Regions from separate parts of the Homo sapiens genome. Here region 1 is linked to region 2. Evidence: read pairs that join two places in POLR2A ChIA-PET (ENCODE). Cell type or tissue: PC-9. All regions are shown on one strand. Each heading gives the region's core, and the rest is flanking DNA. Links, peaks and the distances in the headings are about the cores only. Region 1 has its middle 54 kb from the start of FGD2. Region 2 has its middle 29 kb from the start of PIM1.

Evidence for each region. Peaks named below come from ENCODE experiments on the same cell type or tissue, not always from the same donor. Only the 100,000 strongest peaks of a DNase experiment are listed, where the experiment ranks them.
Region 1: POLR2A ChIA-PET joins it to region 2 with 14 read pairs; 13 of 35 experiments call an interaction of 5 or more read pairs at or near these places.

What each region holds. Positions count from the first base shown.
Region 1 is chr6:37,057,841-37,060,657 of GRCh38, reverse strand. No RefSeq gene overlaps it. Among named protein-coding and RNA genes, the nearest start is that of FGD2, 54 kb to the right of the region's middle. RefSeq lists an enhancer at 2,428-2,817. In PC-9, for the core only: a CTCF peak has its summit at 1,238 (motif pointing left); DNase peaks (open chromatin) are centred at 1,157 and 2,417; H3K4me3 peaks cover 1,031 bases; H3K27ac peaks cover 2,500 bases.
Region 2 is chr6:37,197,637-37,200,453 of GRCh38, reverse strand. No RefSeq gene overlaps it. Among named protein-coding and RNA genes, the nearest start is that of PIM1, 29 kb to the right of the region's middle. In PC-9, for the core only: no CTCF peak of the experiment used is centred there; no DNase peak of the experiment used is centred there.

The sequences.
Region 1 (2,817 bases), core at 160-2,659, 140 kb after region 2:
CTAATTTTTTGTATTTTTAGTAGAGACAGGATTTCACCATGTTGGCTAGGCTGGTCTTGAACTCCTGACCTCAGGAGGTCTGCCTGCCTTGGCCTCCCAAAGTGCTGGGATTACAGGCGTGAGCCACCTTGCCTGGCCTATTTATTTACTTCAAATCAACTAGTTCTTAAGTGTTTGATACCCACTAACTGCATGTGCCCAGCATTGTGCTTAATGCTTCCAGCAAGTCAAGAAATGTAAGATGAGTATGGCTTGTTGCCAAGGAACTTATGCTCAATTTGAGGAAATGGAGCACTCACGTTGAAAGCCCATTTCCTTTCTGTCAATGAGAGGGAGCACTCCGATTCTTGTAAATCAGTTTCTATCACTGGGCCTAGTTTCCTCAGCTGTGAAAAGGAAATGGAGATGCCCGCCTATAATCCCAGCACTTGGGGAGGCCAAGGCAGGAGGAATGTTTGAGCCCAGAAGTTTGAGATCAGCTTGGCCCACATGGTGAAACCCCTTCTCTACAAAAAATACAAAAATTTACCGGGCGTGGCCATGTGCACTTGTGGTCCCGGCTACTTGAGAGGCTGAGGTGGGAGGGTCACTTGAGTCTGGGAGGTCGAGGCTGCCCCTGTCACCAGGCCCTGGTGTGTGAGCCTGACAGGGTGGGGGTAGCCAAGACAGTCCCCTGGCAATGCAGACAACAGCAGGAGAGAATAAGAGCTGTGCTGAGGGTCCTGGCTGAGCCTGAAGGAGCACAGGAGCCGGGAAGTGTTGCTTCCCCCAGTAGCTGGGCCTGGGGGCGCCTTCCTGGGCCAAGTCTTCTCCACAGGGAGCAGGAGGCTCTGCGAGTCAGCCCGCCCTGTCTCTCCTCCTCCTCCAGGCATGCCACCCTCTCCGCACACAGCAGGGTCTGTGGGGGTGGAGGCTTTTTCCAGACATGTATTTAAGTGAGGAGAGAAAACAAGGCGAGTCGCCTAGGATTTGCCAAGTCAGTAGGCAGGAACACAACCCAGGAGGCCAGAAATAAGACGCTGGTGAGGGTCACCCTGCTCTCCGGAGCTGGGGACGGTTTATAGCCCGTGCAGAACGCGTTATAATCACACTTTTGTTTGAGGATGGCCCTTGATCCCCGGGTGTTGTTGCTCTCCTGGTTGGAAGGTAGCAGAGCCCTGATTGTGGGCAGTGAGTAATGGTGACTCAGGGAAATTCACAAGGACACAGGGAACACCCCCAAAGTCATCCAGGGACATGCCCTGGTTCCCCCTGCCGGTCAGGGAGCCAGAAGTTCTGGTCCCCTTTGTAAAGGAGGAATTTCTAAAGTTTTCTCTGGAACTTTGGCAGAATTCTGTAGGACCTTTCAGGGGAAGCATTCGGCTTTGGGAATTTTTGGGGGGGAGATTACTAAAAGTTTTAAGGCTTTGTATCTATTTATGAATTAGCTTCTTTTCTCTCTCTTTTTAAAATTTTTAATTAATTAATTAATTAATTTATTTATTTATTTTGAGACCAGGTTATGAGACTGGCTATTTTTTTTTATTTTTGGTAGAGACACGGTTTCACCATGTTGCCCAGGCTGGTCTCAAACTCCTGGCCTCAAGTGATCAACCCACCTTGGCTTCCCAAAGTGCTGGGATTATAGGCGTGAGCCACCGCACCCGGCTTTCTTTTCTCTTTTAGCTCCTAATTATATTTGTCTCTTAATCTGATTGGGCATTTGTTACCTTGTATGCAAACAATTCTCCAGAAAACAAATTATGACAATAATAATAACAGCTAATGTTTATTCACCCCTTACGACATGCCAGGTACTGGTCTCTCCGTGTATTTTTGTGTTTCATCAAATCTACAGTTCCATCAATCATTAGACATCACGTTATTTGTGTACCACTAAACGATGCTGCCAATTAATCCTTGATATGCCATTGATTTTCAGACTCACCCTGATTTCAGAAATGTTAAAATGGAGATCAATTTTAATCATCTTAGAATCCATGAAATGCAGTAATTAAATCTCAGTTACCATCCTTGCCTTACAGACGGGTAAACTGAGGGACAGAGAGGTTGAGTAAATCTGTCCCAATCTTACCCAGCAAGTATGTAGTGGAGAGGAGAGCCGAACCCAGAGTTGGGCTCCAAAGCCTGTGCTCATAACCGCTGCACTATATTGTGCCTTAGGAAGTCGGATCTGTTCACCGGCAAGACAGGAGGAAGGACACAAAATAACAGAGGGAAAGCTGGACCCACCCTCCACTCCCTTCTCACTATCCCCAGGGCCAGTGGTCACCAGGTCCTGTTGATGTCTCTTCCAAAAACTCTCCCAGATCGTGCTCCTCTTCTTGCTCCCAGCAGCTGACTCGCTGGTTCTATCCTTCCTTGCATCTGCTTGGACTATTGCAATAGCCTCTAAGCTGTTGCCCATCTCCAGCCCCGCCCACTCCCCAACATAGACACTGGAGTCAGAGTCATCTTTCTAAAATGTGAGTCTGATCTTGTTACTCTGCTTGGAAGCATCTGAGGGATCCAAATCCTAGTGCGTGTTTGCTCGCACCTGTGGCAGCCTCTGTTCTAGGCAAACCCCAACATGGTCCAAGCCCTTGTGGAGGCCATGGTCTCACAGAGAAGCAAGACCCCACGGTGGGCAGTTATGATACGATGTGAAACATGCTTCAGTGGGGGGCGTGCTGGGCCCATGGGAGGAGCCCTTGCTCTGGGACCTAAGGGACCACTTCGTAATATCTAAGCCAAGACCGCCAGGATGCATGGGAATTTACCAGGCAAAGGACAGTGAGGATTTCCAGGCAGAAGGAAGAGCAGTGCAAAGACCCAGAC
Region 2 (2,817 bases), core at 288-2,787:
GGCACGGCAAGTGCAAAGACAAGGTGGTGTGGAACAGGATGATGTGTTGCAGAAAGCGGGAGCTCAGTTGGGTTGCAGCAGTGCTAGTGGGTAGCAGCTGGAGGGGAGGCTGGAGAGTGAGCAGCTGCCATTTCTTGAAGGGGACTCCCCTCCGCCACCCGCCCCTCTCATCACCCCCAGCCCCCACTGCTGTGCTGAGTTTGCACTTTTCTCTGGGGCAGTGGTAAGGGTTGTAATTCATCCATTAGAGTATTGTGAAATCAGTTAAGCAGGTCAAAAAGGAATAGAATGGAACAGACTAGACTGGAATACAAGAAAGATGCAATATTCTCGTATTAAGAGTAAATGCTATTCTGTAAAAATGCTTCCATTTTATATATTGCGATAGAGGCTGCAAGTTTTCCATCAATCCATTCTCCTCTTCTGATCTTAATAATCAAATCCCTGGCCGGACGTGGTGGCTCACACCTGTAATCCCAGCACTTTGAGAGGCCCAGGTGGGCAGATCACGGGGTCAGGAGTTCGAGAACAGCCTGACCAACATGATGAAACCCCGTCTCTACTAAAAATACAAAGTTTAGCCCGGCATGGTGGTGGACAACTGTAATTCCAGCTACTCGGGAGGCTGAAGCAGGAGAATTGCTTGAACCCGGGTGTCAGAGGTTGCAGTGAGCCAAGATCCTGCCATTGCACTCCAGCCTGGGTGTCACAGCGAGACTCCGTCTAAAAAAAAAAAGAAAATGCTTTAAGCAAGTGAACAATGTAATCAGATTCATGCTCCCAAGCTGAAAGGAATCTTAAGGATCACTTAGCCCAGTTATTCCTTCTTATAGATGGGAAACTTAAGCCCACTGAGGTTAAGCAACTTATTCAAGGTCCTGAGGCTCAGTGGCAAGAGCCAGTTTTCGAACCCTGATTTCTGAATCCAAGACCAGACCTCTTCAGTGTCACTAGCTGACAGAGATTCATTTATCTTGCTCTCTCTTTCAATCCTCAAATACATTTCAACATCACTTTATTCCTCTAATTTTCTAATTAATTTAATTCAATTCAACAAATATTTATGTATAACCCTATTATATACTAGGTTATAAAGACAGAGGAACAACCTTCATAAAATTCTCCTTAGCTAGTATCATAAATAGATACAGAAGTAAATATTTCTAGGTTTATGCATGGATTCATACATATACATATCTTTCCTAGCTCTGACCACTGAGAGGGCATAGAAGCAATGATATCCTTGTAGCAATTGAGCACATCTAGAGTTCAGATTTTTTTTTTTTGTTTTTGAGACGGAGTCTTGCTCTGTCACCCAGGCTGGAGTGCAGTGGCACGATTTCAGCTCACTGCAAGCTCCGCCTCCGGGGTTCACGCCATTCTCCTGCCTCAGCCTCCCAAGTAGCTGGGACCACAGGCACCCGCCACCACGCCCGGCTAATTTTTTGTATTTTTAGTAGAGACGGGGTTTCACCATGTTAGCCAGGATGGTCTCGATCTCCTGACCTCGTGATCTGCCTACCCTGGCCTCCCAAAGGGCTGGGATTACAGGCGTGAGCCATCGCGCCCAGGCGATCTCAGATTTTTTAAAAAATGGATTTAGGGGGCACAAGCTCATATTTGTTGCAGGGATATATTGAACAGCTGGGCTTTAAGCCTGACCATTGCCCAAATAGTGTGCATTATAACCCTTAGGTAATTTCTCATCCTTCACCCTCCTCCCATCCTCCTACCTTTCCAAGTCTCCAGCGTCTGTTATTCCACTCTCTGTGTCCACGTGTACAGATTATTTAGATCCCACTTATAAATGAGAACATGTGGTATTTGACTTTTTGCTCATTTTTTTTTTTTTTTCTGAGACGGAGTCTGACTCTGTTGCCCGGGCTGGAGTGCGATGGCGCAATCTTGGTTCACTGCAGCCTCCACCTCCTGGGTTCAAGTCATTCTCCTGCCTCAGCCTCCCAAGTAGCATGTCACCACACCCCGCTAATTTTGTATTTTTAGTAGAGATGGGGTTTCGCCATGTTGGCCAGGCTGGTCTCGAACTCCTGACCTCAAGTGATCCGCCTGCCTTGGCCTCCCAAAGTGCTGGGATTACAGGAGTGAAGCACCATGCCCAGCAGGACTTTTTGTTTCTGAGTACTCCATTTCAGATAATGGCCTCCAGTTCCATCCATGTTGCTGCAAAAGACATAATTTCTTTTTTTTATAGCTGAGTAGTATTCCATAGTATGTACATTTTATTTATATATATTATAAATATAATATGTATAATAGTCATTTTGACTGGTATAAGGTGATACCTCATTATGGTTTTAATTTGCATCTCTCTGATGATTAGTGATGCTGAGCATTTTTTCATAAGCTTGTTGGCCATTTGTATGTCTTCTTTGAAAAGTGTGTGTTCATGTCTTTTGCCCACATTTAAATGGGGTTATTTTTTTTTTATTGTTGTATTGTTGGAGTTCCTTGTAGATTCTGGATATTAGTCCTTTGTTGGTGCATACTTTGCGAACATTTCCTTCTTTCCTTCCTTTTTTTTTTTTTTTTTTTCAGGATCTCACTCTGTCACCCGGGCTGGAATGCATGGAGTGTAGTGGCATGATCATAGCTCACTGTAGCCTCAAACTTCAAGACTCAAATTATCCTCCCGCCTCAGCCTCCAGGGTAGCTGGGACCACCAGTGCATGCTAGCATACCTGGCTAATTTTTTTATTTTACTATTTTGTAGAAATGGGGTCTTACCATGTTGGCCAGGCTAGTCTTGAACTCCTGGGCTCAAGCAATCATCCCACCTCAGCCTCCCAAAGTTCTGGG